2 separate regions of the Homo sapiens genome follow, and region 2 is linked to region 1. A link is a loop called in an ENCODE intact Hi-C map of the cell type or tissue named here. Cell type or tissue: heart left ventricle. All regions are shown on one strand. Each heading gives the region's core, and the rest is flanking DNA. Links, peaks and the distances in the headings are about the cores only. Region 1 holds the start of LINC01630 (long intergenic non-protein coding RNA 1630). Region 2 overlaps LINC01630 (long intergenic non-protein coding RNA 1630).

What was found. A loop is a pair of places that touch in the nucleus more often than their neighbours do. Peaks named below come from ENCODE experiments on the same cell type or tissue, not always from the same donor. Only the 100,000 strongest peaks of a DNase experiment are listed, where the experiment ranks them.
Region 2: it touches region 1 in a loop (7-fold over the local background); 2 of 110 quality-filtered maps call a loop at or near these places.

What each region holds. Positions count from the first base shown.
Region 1 is chr18:51,391,683-51,401,612 of GRCh38, reverse strand. LINC01630 (long intergenic non-protein coding RNA 1630) reads right to left here and starts at 9,571. Exons shown (of 3, transcript NR_040074.1): 1 at 9,356-9,571. In heart left ventricle, for the core only: no CTCF peak of the experiment used is centred there; no DNase peak of the experiment used is centred there.
Region 2 is chr18:51,443,303-51,453,232 of GRCh38, reverse strand. The region is part of intron 1 of LINC01630 (long intergenic non-protein coding RNA 1630); the gene reads right to left. Among named protein-coding and RNA genes, the nearest start is that of LINC01630, 56 kb to the right of the region's middle. RefSeq lists enhancers at 5,721-5,780, 5,911-5,960. In heart left ventricle, for the core only: no CTCF peak of the experiment used is centred there; a DNase peak (open chromatin) is centred at 5,532; H3K27ac peaks cover 285 bases.

The DNA of each region.
Region 1 (9,930 bases), core at 878-8,877:
TGGAAACGGTTAGATCAAATTCAGTTTTGTTATATGTATGCTTGGAGTCATAAACAACTAGGAAAGAATAATTTATCAGACACTTCAGCTGTTTTGACACAATACCAAGTGAAATGAATACTTGAAACAATTTGATTAGTGTAGAAATTCAGTCTGGATAATACTTGCATCAGGAAGTGTTTTTAAACTGAATATGTTCTGGTCTACTTGTTTCAAATCAACTAGACACTTTGCCAAATCTCTTCTTCACTTTGTGTTTTATGAACACACTGTTATTTAACATCACCTCTCCAGTTAGGTTCTACCCAAACTGGAAATGAGGTAAAAAGATAACAGCTGACATTTGCCAACAGTTATCAGTTTCGATTTGCAAGAAAAATCCTATGAACCATACTTTGTCATTTTGCCAAAACAACTGAATTTTAAGGAATTGTGTTTTTAAAGGTGATCTGTATAATGTATGTAATAAAATCAAAATTTTAATTTTATACATTTAATTTATAACTTAAAACATTTTTCTATATCTGAATGTACAAACTGGGGCAGGGGGAGTCCTTTATCAGACCTGTGCCTGCGTTTTTGATTGGGAAAATAGTTAATTCTCAATCATGATTATGTAGACAGTTCAGGAACTGCAGCATAAGAAATGTCAGTGCCTTGGATTATGGCAGTGGACAGAAGCCAAGGGTATTGCCAAACATCCCACAATGTACGAGACAACCCCCAACAACCAAGAATCATTAGGCTCAAAATGTCAATAGTGCCAAAGGCAAGAAACTCTGGATTATGGCAAAGAAAACCAAAAGGTTAGATTTTCTTCAGGAACAACTGTTAAGTTATGATTAGAAGGTAGAGAGAAAGATAAGCACTGAGCTGGGAGTTAAGAGGTATTTCTAGTCCTTTTTCTGTCAACACGCCAAACAAAAATTTAATGACTTAAAACTGAAAAATGATTAATTTAAGCAAGTTAAATATTTATAGGAGCCTCGGTTTTCTCCTACGTGAAATAAGGACCCCAAGCTTTACATTTTGTAAAAGCCTTTCAATTATGCCTTTCCATTAGGCCAGAACTTGATTTACTGAAGTATTTTACCATTTATAAAATTATTTTACATCCAGCATTTTATTTATTTAAATAAATAACATAAATATTAACACTTTGTGATCAATAACATTTGCATAATAAATTTAAATTGGGTTATCTAAAGGAAAATACAATCCTATCTGTGCTTGGGACCCTCCAAGAGACGAGTTGCCTCAACCCAACCTGCCCCCCAGACACCCCAGCCCACCAAGAGTTGGAGGCTACTTCCCTTCCCCTTCAATCTCAGTTGGTCTTGTGACTTGTTTTGGCCAATTAAATGAGTGCCAGTGCTGTGCCAGTCCCAGGTCCAGGCCTAAATAGGCCTGGCGGCTTCCACTTTTACATTCTCAGAGCCAGCTGTGATGCCATAAGAAATCCAGACTAGACTACTGAACTATCAGAGGGCCGTCTGAGAAAAGTCCCGGACAATGAGAGGCCACTTTGGATATGCCACCCCAGCTGAGCTCCCAACTGAGTGCAGCTGCAGTAGTGACCCAGTCAACATCATGCAAAGCAGAAGAACCACCAAGATACGCCCCACTCCTGGGCCCACAGAATGTCGCAATCATACATCGTTGTTTTAAGCCATTACGTTGGAATTTTGTGTTTCACATCAATAGATAACTGAAACAGAGCTTTGCTGGCAACTCAAAGAAATCCTCTTCAGCGTCATCTACACGTGACTTTATCTTCTCTGTCAGGGACAAAAGGCAGAGGCATGACTGTTCCCAGAATGTTCAGTGGCCTATCACTGCCTTTTATTTTTCCTAACCAGAAAGAATTTCTATTGCAACCAAGTTTCTTACTACCCCCTCCAACTAATCTGCTTAGCTTTGCTGAGAAAGTTAGTGTGATATTACTAGAGAACTCAGGGAATGATACGATGCTGGAACAGATCCCTGCTTTCCCAATTATAACACAAGCTGTACAGAGTTTTAGCTGCTGCTTCTAATGTGTGCAAAATTCAGTCACCTCGCTTCGATGTACTCAGTATAATCAACACAAAATGGCTGAGCCAAGCCTGGAAATTCTTATTTTTTTCCACATAAAATACAGGTGGCTAATTGTTCCAACACTCAAATCTCCAGACTATTTTTGACTTGGCTAATGCTGAAAAAGATCAAATGTGGGAAAAAAAGTGCAATAAGTTGCCAGATGCATTTTTGTCTTGATTCAGGTGTTTCTATGTAAAAGTATAAAACCCTGAGGATAGCTGGGCAGTGGGAGACCTTGAAGATGACTCCCAGGCCATACTTGCAGGCACCATGGTCTGCCTTTGATTTCCTGCTTCTCAGAGGAAAGCTTACAAGCCAGAGCACTGACCCAGTACCCTGAGCACAGAGAGGACAGGAGGAGCCTCACCCCTGCTAGGCTTTGCGCACTCCATCTCATTATTTCCTACCGGAAAGTTTTGGCAGGAGAATGCAAAAGTTGGAATTTTGGGAAAGGGAGTCTTTGGTCCAATCAAAAGTCTCAGAGTTAAATTAAAAAGCCGTGAGACTTCTTCTAGAGTCCATAAAGCCCCATCCTCAAGCATATAGAAAATCTAAATATAATCTTTGAACCAGCCCAGTGCTATCAGGTCCCACATCCCACCTCCCTATCCTTGCATCCTCTAAACATTTTCTCTCTCTGAACATTTTAATTACATTCAAACACAGTAAGATACACCTTCCGTTTTTATTGTAAAAACATCCCTTTGAATGTTGCCAACTGGCTTTCTAAAAATGTTATTTCAATTTGCACTGCTACCAGTTTTGCCAAAGCATGACAAAGACAGAAAATAATTATTTTAACAATTAAGGGTGGCTTAACAGATGAGAAATGATATTTGATTTTTTAATTAACCTTTTTTATATAGGAATATATACAGTGTTTGCTCATAGGAGTCATCTCAAAATCAAATTATTACCTAGACTATGAATATAGTCAGTAATTAAAACCAAAAGAAATCAAGATCTCAAAAATTTCCATAGCTTTTCATTTAATAATTCTTATACCTCATACAACTGGAAATTCATGCACATAAAATAACTAAAAGAAAAAAGTTATAAGGTCAAAGACAGCTGATTTATCCAGTGTAAAGTGATTTAGTAATGCAGTCAAAATTTGAAAATGCCATTCTTCCCTAAATTCTTTGACATGTGACAAGAATTTTAAATGGATTATTTTAGCTAGTAGGCAACTGCAAAAATACCAGGCAGAGATAAGGAAGCTGTGTGAGTATTTTTGGAATTCAAAATTGTGAGAGCAGATGAGATTACGCAAAAGATTACACAGATGGAAACTGGCCCAGGATTAAGCCAGCACTGACAATAACACAATGTGGACTGTCTTCTAAAAGAAGCTAAAAGAATAGAGAGGCCTAGAAACAGAGCTAGGAGAGAGTAGGGTCTTCCAAGTCTGAGAGAAAAGGATTTGGGAAAAGGTTGGGGGTAGGGGAAAATTGTCCAGCCTTAACAAGCAGAAAAGTGAAGGTATTTTCAGAAGAAAAGGATGTTTTTGAACTTGAATCTGAAGGGACTATGGATGATCTTCGACTTACAATGGGCTTACCTCCCAGGAAGCCCATCAATAGTGGAAAATATCAAGTTGGAAATGCATTTAATATATTTAACTTACTGAACATCACAGGTTAGCCTAGCCTATCTTAAAGATGCTCTGAACATTTATATTTGCCTACAGTTGGGCAAAATCACCTAACACAAAGCCTATTTCATAAAGTTGAATGTCTCATGTAATTCATTGAATGCAGTATACTGTAGAGTGCAGTATTAGTTGTTTACCCTGCTGATCGTGCAGCTGAATGGGAGCTGCGGCTCACTGCTGTTGCCTAGCATCATGAGAGAGCATCATTCTGCAAATCGCTGGCCCAGGAAAAGGTCAAAATTCAAAGTACAGTGTCTACTAAATACATATCACTTTAGCACTGTCATAAAGTCTAAAATTCATAAGTTAAACCACAGTAAGTTGGAGGCCCTCCAATCCTGCCCTCCAATAACTGTGTCACCTCTCACTTCTCACCATCAGCTGTAAGCTGATGGAGAATGCAGGACAATGCATTACTCCATCCTCAAATAATTAACAATGACTAGAAAACAAATCAAGGTCATTTCAAGGTCTTGGATCCAGAAAGAGACAGAGGACCGGGTCAGTGGACACCTTAGTGTTTGAGGAAGTTGTAAAGCAGGAATCAGGTGTGAATGCAGAGAGGAGGGAGGCAGAGGGCAAGAGTTAGCTGATCTCTAGACAGGGGACTCGAGGCCAGAATTCTGGTCCTGCCCTCCTGGTTCCTGCCCTAGCCATGTTGGGCAAGTCACAGACCTTCTGGAGGACCAGAAAGGAAACAATCTCTAATGTCATTCCTAGTTCCAAAGATCTATGTCCTAAGGACAGAAGATTTGTGGTGGGAGGAGAGCTGGGGTGGGGGGAAGCTGTGCAAAGAAATATATAAGCTTGTGAATTAACCCCCTTCCTTTTTTAAAATAAAAGACAATATATAATAATTTAGAAATTTTAATTTTGTTAGAAAGCAATAAGAAATGGTAGGGGACAAGAAAACAAACAATGAAGAAAAGAAAAAGAAAAGAAATGGTAGGGGACAGAAAAGATATTTGTATTCATGGGCCATGCCTCCAGAGTTCAAACTCTGGTCATCCTGATATGGAGTCTAGTTTTAATATAAGGAACCAGGATAGTGCTTGAAAAGGAAATATCACTATTACCTGATTTTTCAAAAGATACTCAAGTCTAAGTTTTGGCAAAAGGTAGTTGTTAGTTTATATAGTTTAAAACATTAGTAATAGCACATTTTCTTGTCTATATCTTTCTGAGACAGGTTAATTTTCATTTCAGGGACATGTACTGATGTTGGGAGATGGTTCTCCATGGGCTTTTTGCATTCCTGCACATTCTTGCTGGATGTGCCAGAAATGCAAGGTTCTTTATTGGGGCCATTTTGCAGGGGTGCATTTGCAATGTGCACCTTGAGAGCTGAGGGAAAGGCTGGGCGCTGTGGCTCATGCCTGTAATCCCAACACTTGGGGAGGCCAAAGTAGGCAGATCACTTGAGGTCAGGAGTTCAAAACCAGCCTGGCCAACAGGGTGAAACTCCGTCTCTACCAAAAAATACAAAAAAAAATTAGCTGGGTGCGGTGGTGTGGCCACCTGTAATCCCAGCCACTCAGGAGGCTGAGGCACGAGAATCGCTTGAACCCAGGAGGCGGAGGTTGCAGTGAGCCGAGATCGCACCACTGCACTCCAGCCAGGGTGACAGAGTGAGACCGTGTCTCAAAAAAAAAAAAAAAAAAAAACAGAGCTGAGGGAAAAGAGCAAGTAAGCCACTGCCTGCTATAGAATGGCTGGTTCTCCACCCTCATTGTTTTTTATGACATGACCCACTGCATGTGTAGGTATCTATGCAGGACCTAATTCTTACCCTTGTGGGAACTGGGGTTCAGGGGGAAAAGCACAAATTCTGATACTCTGGCTACTGCTTTTGCTGTGAGTAATAAAGTCATCTCTGGGGAAAAAAAGAGAAGAATTTAAATTGCCACTCAAAATGCCCATGACAGTCACAATAGTTATAAATGTACTCCCTTCTTTCATGTCTGCACATCTGAGGTTCTACATACAAGGATGATGCTATTAAAGAGAGCTGAAATGTAACTGGTCCCCAAACAAGGTGTCAGTAATAAAGTTTTATTGGAACACAGCCATGCCCATTCATCATGCCCATTGTCTATGGCTGCTGTCCTGCTGAAAGGCGAAGCTGAAGCACTGGGATGGAAGCAGTATGACCACAAATCTGGAAATATTTACTACATGGCCCTTTTCACAACAGTTTACCAAGCCCTGCTCTAAAGCAATGGTTCTAGATCCTGATCACACACTGGAATCACTTGTGGAGTTTTAAAAAAAAATACTAATGCCGATATCCTACCCCCAGAGATTGTATTCAATTGGTCTAAAGAATACAATTGCATAATTGATAAATGAACTTCGGCATGTGGGTTTGTAAGAGTTGCTTCCATCCTGTGATTATAATGTGTGGCCGGAGTTGACAAGTTTTTGCCAAGGTTCCCTGAGCAAGACCCTACCAGAGCAGGGGCTACATCTTCAGAAGGCAACATACTCACAACTTATCTTAGTTCCCCTGCAGAAACTAATCAAAAGCTAATATTGGTATTCGAGTTTCTGTTTTCCCAGAGAAATTGTTTCACAAGTGTCCACCTAAAGAGTATTTCTCTGTCTTCTGAACAACCAAAGCCAGGCATTGACGGTTCTCTTTCTCAATGGCCCTGATGAAAGAATACATTTAATAAAGTCCTTCTAAAATTCAGTGTCAAGAGGAAAAAAATAACTCTTCAGGTAAATTTGTAAACAACCTTTTACCCAGCAACTAGAGCTACAAACACCTAAGTCCTTCATCCTTTACATTGGAACTATAATCTGTCCAGATGGCAGGTATATCTGTTTCTTTGATCCATTTATTATTTATTATTTGTCTTATTTTTAATTGCTCTGTTTTTCTCAATTATTAATTATGCAGATCCTTTTTAAAGGCAAATATTAGTAAATACAGATGTATATGCTTACTTCATAAAAACAATATAGTGTTTTTAAACATGTCTGCTGATGTTTTGACACTTTCACTGTCAAGAGTGGGATGTGTGTCCCTTCCCCTTGAATCTGTGCCAACTGTCATGACTGGTCAACCAATAGAGTACTGTATAGTGATGCTACATGGCTTCCAAGGGCCAACTGCAAAGGACAAAGCCATTTCCACCCAGCTCACTGGAAACACGCTGGAACCCTGAGCCCCTGTCTTAGTCTGCTCAGGCTGCTATAACAAAATACCATAAACAGCACGGCTTAGAAACAACAGAAACTTATTTCTCACAGCTCTAGAGGCTGGGGGGTCCAAGATGAAGGCACCAGCAGATTTGGTGTCTGGTTCATAGACGACATCCTCCCATTGTATCCTCACATGGTAGAAGGGACATGTGAGCTCTCTCTGGGACCTCTTCTAAAGGCACTTATCCCACTCAAGAGGGCTCCACCCTCATGACTTATCACCTCCTAAAGAGCCCACCTTTTAATAGCATCACCTTGGGAGTTAGGATTTTAACATGTGAATTTTGGAAGGACACAAATGTTCAGTCCTTACCAGCCACCATGTAAAGTCCTACCACCCTGAGGACACCATGCTGCAAGGAAACCCAAACCACCCCATGCAGAGAAATGACACAGGGTGGGCCTGAGATAACACAAAGATAAAAACTCCCTGCCAGTCCCCAGATAATCTAGGTTCCGGCTTTTCTAGCTCCAGCCCCATCTGACGACCACCACATTGGAGACCCTAAGCTAGAAGCACCCAGCCATATCCTCCCAAATTCCTGACCCACAGAGACCAGGAGAGATCATAAATGTATTGTTGTTGTTTGATGTCACTATATTTTGGGACAGTTTGTTAGGCTGCAATAAATAACAATACATATATCCATAATAATAGTAACATGCATAACAATCTCCAACAAAGAAGATTTCATGCCTCCGCTTCTCAGTCTCCCTGTAGCCTATCCTATTGTCAGAAAATATTAGTTAGTGACAAAGTTCATCCATTCCAGAAAGAATCAATAGTAGATACTAAAATCATTAGGTGAAAGGTTAATGGAAAACTCAATAGTATCACCCATAGCTTATTTTCTTATCACAAAAGGAGATGCCTTCCTTTACAATAGAGGGATCTGGCAGTCATCACCTTGAACAGAGTAACCAACACAGTATCACAAATAGTGGGACAGTCATCCAGACATTAAGTGCCTCCTGCTGTGATGCAATATGAAATACACAGCATAACCACCTCTGAGCTATTATCACCAAAAATGTAGTGGATAAATTACCCTTGGATCAAGTGACCATCCCTGTACTACAAGAGGTGGCTGAGGAAGAGAGTTGGCTTGAAATGTAACTTACATTGTATAGGAATTACTGGGAAGAGAGAAACAAGATAAACAGGACTGTGAGGAAACTATCAGACAGATCTAGGATGTAGGACAGTCTGCCAAATATCTGGCCTAATTTCTTCCTTTAAAATAAAGAGGAAGACACTTCTAGATTAGGAGAGACTTGAAGGACAAAATTTAACAATTCAATGCCGTGCCATCTTTATATCAAGGTGTGAAAAGAAGCATCTATAAAAGACATTTTGAGGAAAATTGGGACTATTTAAATGAGTCCCAATTTTTCTTCTTTTTATGCTTGTCACATAAAACACAATTGGCACTATTTTCTTAATAGTTAGGTTATTAATGACATTAAGAAAATACTGCCAATTGTGTTTTATGTGACAACGGTATTGTGGTCATGTAGGAACACACCTCTTTTAGAGATGCATACTGAAGTACTTAGGGGAAATATATTACAATATCTGTAGTTTACTTTAAAATAATCCAACAACAGAAAAGAAATACGGAGATAGAGCAAATAGGGAAAAATGTTAATAAGTGTTAAATCTAGGTGGTAGATTGATGGATACCTATTCTACTATTCTTTCTACTGGTCTCAATATTTGAAAATTTTCATGAAAAAAGTATTAAAAGCTTAAAAGTGTATTGAAAGCAATGTTTTTTATTGTTTTGTTTTGTTTTTTGGTTTTTTTTGAGATGGATTCTCGCCCTGTCGCCCAGGCTGGAGTGCAGTGGCGCCGAACTCGGCTCACTGCAAGCTCCGCCTCCCAGGTTCACCCCATTCTCTTGCCTCAGCCTCCGGAGTAGCGGGGACTACAGGCGCCCACCACCACGCCCAGCTAATTTTTTGTATTTTTAGTAGAGACGGGGTTTCACTTTGTTAGCCAGGATGGTCTCGATCTCCTGACCTCGTGATCCGCCCACCTGGGCCTCCCAAAGTGCTGGGATTACAGGCATGAGCCACCACTCCCAGCCAAAAGCAGTATTTTTTTAAAACACTCATCATCCAGCTATTCTAACTCAGGTGACTAATACTACAATTAAATATACATTCTTCAGGAACCCCCACACCAAAAACAAACTGTCAAACAAACAAAAAAAAAAACCCAGCTGATAACCATTCCCCCAGTGCCACCTATTTTATAGAGGATAATTTTGTTGAAAGGAGCAGAGACCCCACACACACGCATTCCCTCAAGCCTGGTAAAGATAAGTGGGGTTTATTACTAAGCTCAAATGATCTCATGAGGAGTCAAGAACAGGAGTAGAGGAGACCCAGAATTAAGGAACAAGAAGTTACCTCATGAGAGTTCGAATAGAGAGTGTTTCTAGAATCAGTGCAGTTGCAGGAACAGATATTCTTGCTTTCCCTCGGCCAGAAGAATCATTCTCTTTCTCTCCCAGACTCATCTTCTTTCTCTCCATCCTCAGTGTGTTGACTTCTCATTGCCATCACAGCTTCCCCGACCCTGACTCAGCTCGCAAGACGTTTCAGCTACAATACCCATATCCAATTGGCAGCTTTCTTTTGTGTTTCTTCATTTCTATTCACCCAAGCAAGACCCTGATTGGCTCAGCTTATCTCTGTGCTGGTACGGTAAGTCCAATCAGCTGCTATGGTTAAGTCCAATCAGCTGTGGCCAGGGAGAAACTGAATCAAGTGATAAAAAGAACAGCAGCTGAGACAACAAGGGCTTTCTGTGAGTAAGTTCCCCCTCTGAGGGGACTGTGGGCAGGGAAGACAATAGCATCCTAAAACAATCTCTATCCTGTCTTATAGAGAGCATTCTGAGCTGCAGGGCGATTTTTGCAAGGATGTGAAGAAGAAATTCCTGGGTTTCTACATCTCTGCACAGGACCATTGTATCCCATGAG
Region 2 (9,930 bases), core at 584-8,583, 52 kb before region 1:
ACATTTATAGTTTGCATTATTGAGTAAATTATAAAGACACTTTGATGTATATCATCATCCAACCCTCATTTCTCCATTTTACTCTCAAGGATATCATGGAAAATTTTACAAAACACGTGGATGATGTCCTCCGAAATGTTTTTGTGCATTTCCCTAATCTACAAATCTAAAAACCCCATTTAGATTTTTAAAATAATGAGCTCAGAAGCCACAAAAGAAAAGGACAATAAAGTTGACTACATTTTTTTAATAAATGTGACAAAACAAAAAGTCATAAGCAAAGTTGAGGACAAATCACAAACTGGAAAAATATTTGCAACATATGAGATCAAAAGACAATGTTATTTAATTTATAAATATTATTTATGTAATAAAAAGTTAAGCAACATAGAAATGAACAAAGGTTATGAAGAAGAGTTCAGGAAAATAAAAACATGAATGGTGGACAAATTTTTGAAGCAATGCTTAACCTTATTAATGAATAAATGCAAATCAAAACATAGAAATATGATTTTCCCTTATTAGATTTCCAAACACAAAACAAAAAATGTTAAAGCCTCATAGTGGCAACGCTGAGAAAAAACAAGCATTCTCTTCTGCTGCTGGCAAGATGTGTGTACATACCCCTAGGGTCTCTTTTTATGTTGTTCCAGTTTCCTTGTCTTACAACGATACCAGTCAGATTGAATTAGGGCCCACCCTAATGGCCTCATTTTAACTTCATCACATCTCTAAATGCCCTGTCTCCAAACATAGTCACATTGAGGTACTGGGAATTAGGGCTTATGATGGTTAATTTTATGTGTCAACTTGACTGGGTTAAGGGTTGCCCAAATAGCTGGGAAATCATTATTTCCAGGTGTGTCTATGAGGATGTTTTGAGTCAGTGGACTGAGCAAAGAAGATCACCTTCACCAATGTGGGTGGGCATCATCCAAGCCACTGAAGGCCTGAATAGAGCAAAAAGACAGAGAAAGGGCAAATTCACTCTCTCTTCTTTTTGAGCTGGGACACCCATCTTCTCCTGCCCTTGGACATTGGAGCTCCTGATTCTTGGGCCTTTGGACCCCAGAGCTTACACCAGTGTCCCCCTCCACCCCCAGGTCTCAGGTCTTTGGCCTTAGACTAGAAGTTACATTGTTGGCTTCCCTGGATCTCAGGACATGAGACTCAGACTCAGTGACACCACTGGCTTTCCTGGTTCTCCTGCTTACAGATGGTAGATTGTGGGATTTCTTGGCTTCCATAGTCATGTAAGCCAATTCCTATACTAAATCTCTTTTTTTATAAATATTTTTATGTATACACACATATGTAAGATATATATGAAATCCATATTATATATACACACATTTATATAATTTATATATATCTATATTCTATATATACCACGTGTGTGTATATACACACATATATACATATAAATGTGTGTATATTTAAGTATCACATATATCACCAATTGTGTGTGTATGATATATTATATATAATATATACACACCATATAATATGTAATATATTATGTATACATATACAAGCATATATACATATATTAAACTATATATTACATATAAACATATATATTAGGTATTATGTATATATATAATATGTATATATAAACATACTGGATATGTTTATGTATATATTATATATAATATATACATATATACATATATATGTATATGTATTATATATTATATATGTATTATATATGTATATATACATATATGTATGTATACATATAATATATGTATGTATACATATATACATACATATATATGTATATATTATATAATACATGTATATATTATATATAATACATGTGCATATTATATATAATACATGTACATATATAATACACGTTCATATTCTATATAATACATGTTCATATTATATATAATGCACGTACATATATAATACATTATATATAATATGTACATGTATTATATATAATATGTACATGTATTATATATATACATGTATTATATATAAAATATGTACATGTATTATATATACATGTATTATATATAATATGTACATGTATTATATATAATATATACATATATACATATATAATATATATACATATATAATATGTATGTATATATGTATATATAATATACATATATAATATATACAATGTATACATATACACATATACATATATGTATATATTATATACACATATTTACATATACATATATACATATATGTATATATTATATATACATATTTACATATACATATATAATATACTTACATAATATAGACATATGTATATATTGTATACAGGTATATATTATATATATTACATGTATTACATATAATATACATGTATATAATATATACATATATGTACATATATAGGTATATATTATATATAATATATATGTACATATATGTATATACTGTATATATTATATATACATATGTGTATATACTGTATATATTATATATACATATATGTGTATATATACAATATACACATATATGTATGTATTATATATACATATATACAATATATACATATATAATATGTACATGTATGTATATATTGTATATGTGTTATATGTATATATTATACATGTATGTGTGTATATATTTTATATATGTATATCATATATGTATATCATACACACACACAATTGGTTCTGTTTCTTTGGAGAATCCTGACTAATAAAGGGCTTTAACATACAAATTTGGGGGGACATACACCCATAAGACCATCAGTACCAGAGATGTTCACAGGAGGCAGGGTCATTGGAAGGACACCCCCAGGAAAGGCCTCAGAAGCAGGAGAGAATGGCCATGCAGGACAGCGGGTGGTGTTACATACATGGAAGGGAAGGGTGGTCATGGCAGCCAAGGGAAGAAACATGACCAGAGCCCCAGAGCAAAAGGTTGCAAGATGAGCTTGTGGGCTAACAAGAAAGTAGAGTTTCTGAAACCAAAGAGTAACCTGAAGGAATGGGAGGGAAGCAGATTCCAAAATTTTGGGAGACCTGGCTGAAGGGTTTAGCTTTGAAGTGACAGCCCAATAGGGAAGTGGTCAAGAATTCTGGGAAGGAGAAAGCATGAATGAAATTGCTCATTTGGGAAGATTTCTCTAGAACTGGTACTGGGTGGTGGTCAGCAGTTCACACAGAGGAGACATGAAAGAGAGTGAGACAGAAGCGTCTTTACTGACAACGAATCAGGACACACAGAAACAAGATACTTGCTCAGGAGGAAATAAGCAAACAAGGAGCATTAGAGGAGCAAAGTCACTCACTCCCATCACTCCAGGCTTCCCCAAGACCGTCGCAGCATTTTCCTGAGTCTCTTGCAGGTGTGAATTCAATTTTAATAAATATTGGTTTCTCCAGAGTTTTGAGATCATTGATAATGGCAAAAATGTTGCCTGGGAAGTTTAAATTCTACGTAACATCATTATTATTGCCATGGCTTTTGTTAAAAAAAAAATCATCCAAATCATGAGAGAGAAACAAAAGGTTGATATCTGCCCCTCCAAAACACAGAGAAACATACAAATTATATTTCCCTGTTTCCAACCCCTAGCCCCGACTCCCCAGCACCACCATTGCAACTTCCTGTTCATGAGCAATTTCTGTTTAAATTGAGATCCCATTGGGCAAAAAGCCTGATTCTAATTCTGCTCTCTGACAATGCCCAATGCTATTGATGATGCAGAATTGATGTTGAAATAGTAGTGATAATAGTAATTATTCCTGCATGCCATACTCAGTACTGATCACACCACCATCCACAATGAAATAAAAACAGGCACATGCATCCAGGACATCCCCATCTCCCCAGACAGCTCCAAGGAGGCTGCCAGATGATAGAGAAAAGCTGTGCCCTTCCTCTCCAGGACAACTGCTGCCTTCCAAGTGGTAGAAATTAATTCAATAGCTCCCAGGACGGCTTCGACAGGTGATTCTTCTAAGAATGGACCATTGTCAGAGGTGCATGGAGTGGCCTCGCTTTTGCATTTTGAAAGAAAGCATGTACTCAGAACAGCAGAGGTGTCAGTAATGTGAAACTGAATTGCCTGAATTGTCTGGGAGTGCCAAGAACCACAGCAAGGTCAGAGCTAGGTCAGCACTAGCATCCAGCTTCCTGCGCGGGGAGTCTCTGCACGCATCTCTTTGGTACAAGTCTGCGGCAGTAGCCCTGCTGAGGATACTCTTCATCCTGGTGCCATAGTGCTCCCAAAGCCTTCCAGGAAAGCAAGATGGCAGGGTAGTCCAAAAGGCAGGCTCTGCAGCGAGATGGTCTGAGTTCACGTCCTTGCTCTTGGTGTGTGGCCTTGAGAGTGGGACTTTACATTTATCTCAGTGATTTGAAATCCTGAATCTGCCCTTCAACGTAGGGTTGGCAGCCTTGTGAAGCTGGGCAGATCAACTGACTTTATCTACAAGTTGATGATGATGCCTACATCACAAGGTTGTCGTAGGTTCTAAGTGAGATAATGCACACAGCACACTCCTCCACCCCCGACGTGATAAATCCTCAATAGGCAATAGAAAGTTTACCTCTGTTATGCCTCTTATCACATCGTATTTTAGTTATCTGGCATGTTTCTATTCTTCCCATGAGTGTTTCTTTAAACAAAAATGTGGGTGCCTCCAGTTTCCAGGGCTACATTTTATTAATAGGTGCATCCCAGCACCTAGCACAGTAGAAGCCTCTCAGTTGGCAATAAACACATATTTGGGGAAATAATGAGCAGTCAAATCATTGAGGCTGATCAGACTAGAAAGGGAAAACAGGAAATAATCATTTATCTCACAAATATAAAGGAAGGGCTTTTATTTGGAGGGGAAGTCAGCTAACTATGGGATGTCCAAAGGAAAACCAGGATTAGAGATGCAGAGTGGCAAGGAAATTAAGATCTGTATAAGGAATAACTTTCTTAGGATTAGACAGGTGGAGAGGGAGGAGCGGCTGCCTTCAAATGTGGCCACTGTGGAGGGATGGGACTCTGCCCGGATGCCCTCCCATCAGGATGGGAGTGCTGCTGCCTGAGCATGGAACGGTGAAGCCAACGCCACCGGATAGTGGGGGATAACGAGCCTGTAAGGGAGCAGTAGCAGCAGGCAGATAATTTTGTATTCACTACTACAGCGCAGTGTTCCAGGAGTGTGCCAGAAGAGATCGTGGGTTCTACCTTTCCCCTCTCAGACTCCAAACTCCACACACACACACACACACACACACATACACACACACACAAAGAAGAGAAGAGAAGCTCTGGGAAAAATTTTCTTCCTATTTCACAGCAAAGATTTATTTTTAATGCCCCCATGTGGGAAATGAGCACTGAGCCGGGACGGGCTACCCAGGGGAGAACACAAATGCGCCAAGGCATTAGAAAGACTCTCCAAGGAGACAGATCCTTGGGAAAGCATTGCCCTCGGTGTGTTGCCAAAGCCAGTCTCCCTGTCTGCCAAGACAGTGCAACTCCCACGGGCTGGAGCTGCCCCAGGAGCCAGAGAAAGCCAGCCATGAAGGACGTCTGCCCAGACAGATAAGTGACAGTCAAGGAATTCTGGCCACCCTCATTCTCACATGAGCCTCGCAGGCTCCAGGGCTGTGTTCAGGGTGACCAGGATCCAGGGCTGTGCCCAGGGTGACCAGGCTGCAGGGCTGTGCTCTGGGGCCAAGCAACCTCGCACTGACTCACCACAGCTGGAGCTTTAACCGGCTCTTTGCACCCCCCTGTTTTTACTCACAGGCTCTGAACTCACCGACCTCAAGAGCAGGTAGTTTTCTAGGCTGCCAGTGGATGCTAATTATAGCCAGGCCAAGCAGAGCGGCTGCTGGGTCACACCTGTGCTGTTACTGCAGTTTCCCATGACTAGAGATTCTTAGCTGTTAGTTAAGGACAAAGTTGCCCAGGGTCAGCAGCTGAGAGCACAGGTGCCTGGGGCCACCACTGACACAGCCGCTCACCCTTCTCTCTGCCACTGCTGGCCTTGGTCTCCTCTTTGTTTTTCTTGCCTTCTCTCTTCTTTCTTTCCCTGCCCCACACCCTCTTTCCTTCTCCTTTTGCTCTCTTCCCTCCTTTAGCCATTCCCATCTGCCTTGAGACAGCAGATTTCCTGGTAATATTTTGACTAGGAGGTGGCTCACTTCCACTTGCAAGATCACATTTTTATTTAAAAAATTCATTATGCACCTGGCATGTGCCAGGCACTGTGCATTTCTATGCTGTGTGTTCGGTTGTGTGTGGAGGTGTGGGTGTGGGTGTGGGTTTCCCAAAATTCTGCCAGAGGAGTATGTTCCATAGATTTTGCTTTCCTCAAGTACTTTTTACTCTCATGCCTAGAATCACTCAACATGAACATTATTCACATTCTTTATCTTTCCAGAATAGCCTCCCAAAACACAGCACTGCACCTGCAGCCTGGACCCCTCCCCTCCTCAAGAACTGTGCTCCTGCAGTGATAGCTTCTCCCTCCTGAATCATCATCTATCTCTGGTCTTGATTCTTCCTGTCAACCTATGCGCATGCTTTAGGGTGACAAGTTGACAAGGGGTGAACATGTGGACTTAATTTTAGGTGTCAAATTGATCACAGAAGAAGTGAAAACATGGGCAAAAAATACAAGAAGTCTGCCCTCCAAATTATTGAGTCATGTACAACTTCTGCCCCTTGACACAAAGTGTCATGCTTGCCTTTCTAGAATGCCCTTTGTCATAGAATAAAAAGAATTTGACAAGCTCAGTGACATTGAGATTCCTCCAGTGTTCCAAAACACATTAAATAGCGAACTATTCTTGACTGGGGATTTGACTAATGAAGAAGATACACTACTTATATTTACCACTAAATATAACATGAAAAAAACTAGCTCATGCTTCAATTTGGCTAATGGATGGCACTTTGAAAATTGTCCCCACTGATTTTTTTTTTATCATCTATATACAATTCATGCAAAAGATTCTAAAATTTATCCACTCAATTATGTTTTAATGGCTGGGAAAAGTGAAGCACTTACAAATGCTTATTTGCAGATCGGGTGGACTTTGCAGAAGAAAATAGATTTCAAGGGAATTTCAAGATGTTACCAATAAAGATGTTTTTTTCATTCAGCCCAATGCATCTGACAGAAAATTTAGATGAGTGGCTTGGCCATGACATACAGCAACAACAGAAACTTCAGTTTAAAAATTTGCCATTTGCCTGCATTGGCATTTCTTCCAGCTGATGACATTACAAAAACTTTTAATGAATTAAAGCTGCATTTGCCTGGAGAAGCCAGCAAAGTTAATGAATGGTTGAAAAATAATTAAGTGCATGGTAAGATAAGAAGGCACTTACATAATGGCGTTCCCTTCAAACACCAGTATTGTTTCTGCCAAATGTGTGGTATGTATATGAGTGCGTGAGGAATGGATTTCCACACACCCAAAACAACATCGAGGCATGGCACAGAAGATGGGAAATTTTAATATGGAATGTTCATGTTGTTGTATGTCAAATCACAAGAGAATTTCAAAAAGAACAACATCGTGTAGAAAATGAATGTGAACATATTCTCCAATGAGAGCCATGGTCTAAAAGGAAAAAAGCATCTATTCATTATGATGCAAGACTTCAAAATATAGTTAACGATCATGAAAATTGGCCAGCTCTTATGATGGACTATCTTGATGAAATTACCCATAATCTATTCCTGTAATACACTTTTTCATATATTGATTTTTTTTCCATTTGGGTTTTTTTCTTTTTTTCTTTTTTAGTTTTGGTTTTGTTTGTTTGTTTTTGAGATAGAGTTTCACTCTCATTGCCCAGGCTGGAGTGCAATGGTGCAATATTGGCTTACCACCACCTCTGCCTCCTGGGTTCAAACGATTCTACTGCCTCAGCCTCCTGAGTAGCTGGGATTACAGGCATGCGCCACCATGCCCAACTAATTTTGTAATTTTTTTAGTAGAGCTGGGGTTTCAGCATGTTGGCTAGGCTCTTTTAAATTGACAGCATTATGTTTTACCATTCGCTATCCTATCTTTGCATCATTTCCAACTCTGGAGGTATAGGTTGTGTAGAGGCTTTTAGAGAGTTCGAATTCATTTAATGCATTTTTTACAAATTTGACTCCATGAAATTATCACATTATCACACTGTTGACTTTGTGTGTAAGCATTGTGCACTACGCATAATTTAAAACACTGAAACTTTCTCAATAAATTAAGAGATGTCCTTTTTGTACATCTGCATTTGTGAAAGATAAAATTTCACAAGATTTCAGCTCTTTAGGTGACTGCATGTTCTGTGGTAACCCATCAAGGTTTTTGACCGATCTTGTCAAAAAATTTAGGTTGTTTGTCATGGTATTTCAGATGACCACAGTTATAAATCTGGGTACACACAATTCCAACCATAGTCATATGCATGTCTACATTTCCCTTTTGACCTATTTCTTTTTTAATATAGTTCATCTACTTATAACTATTATGCCCATGCAACTGCCATTAACACACTTGAGTGTTTATGCTTGCAAAAATATGTATAGTGTCACCTCATTAATTGTGTAAAGTGGGCTGTGAAATATCCTGTCATGTTTTTATGTTTCTTAAATAAACCCCCTTTTCTAAATGTAAATAAATCTCTTAAAGATTTTTTTTCCAGAATTAAATTTTAAGGATTTTTATCTTTTCGGATTTCAACATCCAGAATTATGGTGTTCTGAATTAGAATCAGCTTCCTTTGTCAGGTAGTTTCATACTTAATATTGGCCATCTGTGTTTAGTGTATATCATCACATAGTTAGAAGATGAATGGAGCTGATGGTTGAGATGGCTGAGCAAAACTTCAGTTGTCTTTTATTTCATATGCATGGGATTTGTGCCTGTAAATCAAAACTTTCTGCCTTCTTCTTCCACTTAGCAGTGTGTGCTGGCCTGCAAAACATAGATTTATATTTGAAGTTCTTACAACGTGTCCAAATAATCATATGCCATTAGTTTTTTTATTAGCTCACAAAAATAACAAATATTTATAAAGAATTATTTATGTGGTAGACTGATTAAAGAGACCAATACATTCTAAGATTAAAATTTTAGAACAAATAAGACTTAGAGCAATTATTTCCCCAGAAAGGGACACAAGCCAAAATTATGAGAAAAAAAAAAAAAGGCAGGTAAAGTGTAAAACCATTCATTAATGACGCATTCTCTCTGAGTAATTAAGAGTTCCATTTAGTATGGGGGCACTCCCAATCTTTGAATCTGACAGCCTGGAGGCCGACTACTTCTCACAGTGCTTCACTGTGGGTCCCCATGGGACAGAAATCTAAACTTAGGTAGAACATAAGGGATATTCATGGACCCGTCCAGGACAAGACTTCATCCATCTCAAACTTGTGTCTTTGTACCTTAGGGAGAGCTAAAGCTTGGCCATCTGTGCCCCATCAAGGAAGGGTGACAACTGGTGTGAAGTAGAATGAAAAACTGTCCTTGTTACACTGTGTGTGTGTGTGTGTGCACGCGCACGCGAAGAGTCAGAAAGGTAGCTCATCTCATATTCTGCTGCTAGGAGTGATCATGGACATGACCTCTAAGGAAGGGAATTTGACAATATTTACCAAAATTACAAATGCATACCCTTTGATTCAGTGATTCCATTTAAGGAGTTGATCCTACAGGTATGCTCTCCCATGCATGCATGAATGTACAGTTATTCGTTGCAATAGTGTTTGTTAAAGCAAAAACTAGGAACCGCCCTTATATGTCCTTCATCAATGGACTGGTCTGTGGTTTAGACGCTGTAAGCAGAGGCATTGCTGGCCAAAGTTCAAGCTCTTTATCCAGCGCCAGAACATCTCACAAGGTGGAATCAGCCCAACTTCTCAGCTTCATTTTCCAACTCTCTCGCCATGAATTCCACCCTCCATTTGAACTTTAAACTCCTGCAGGACAGAGACC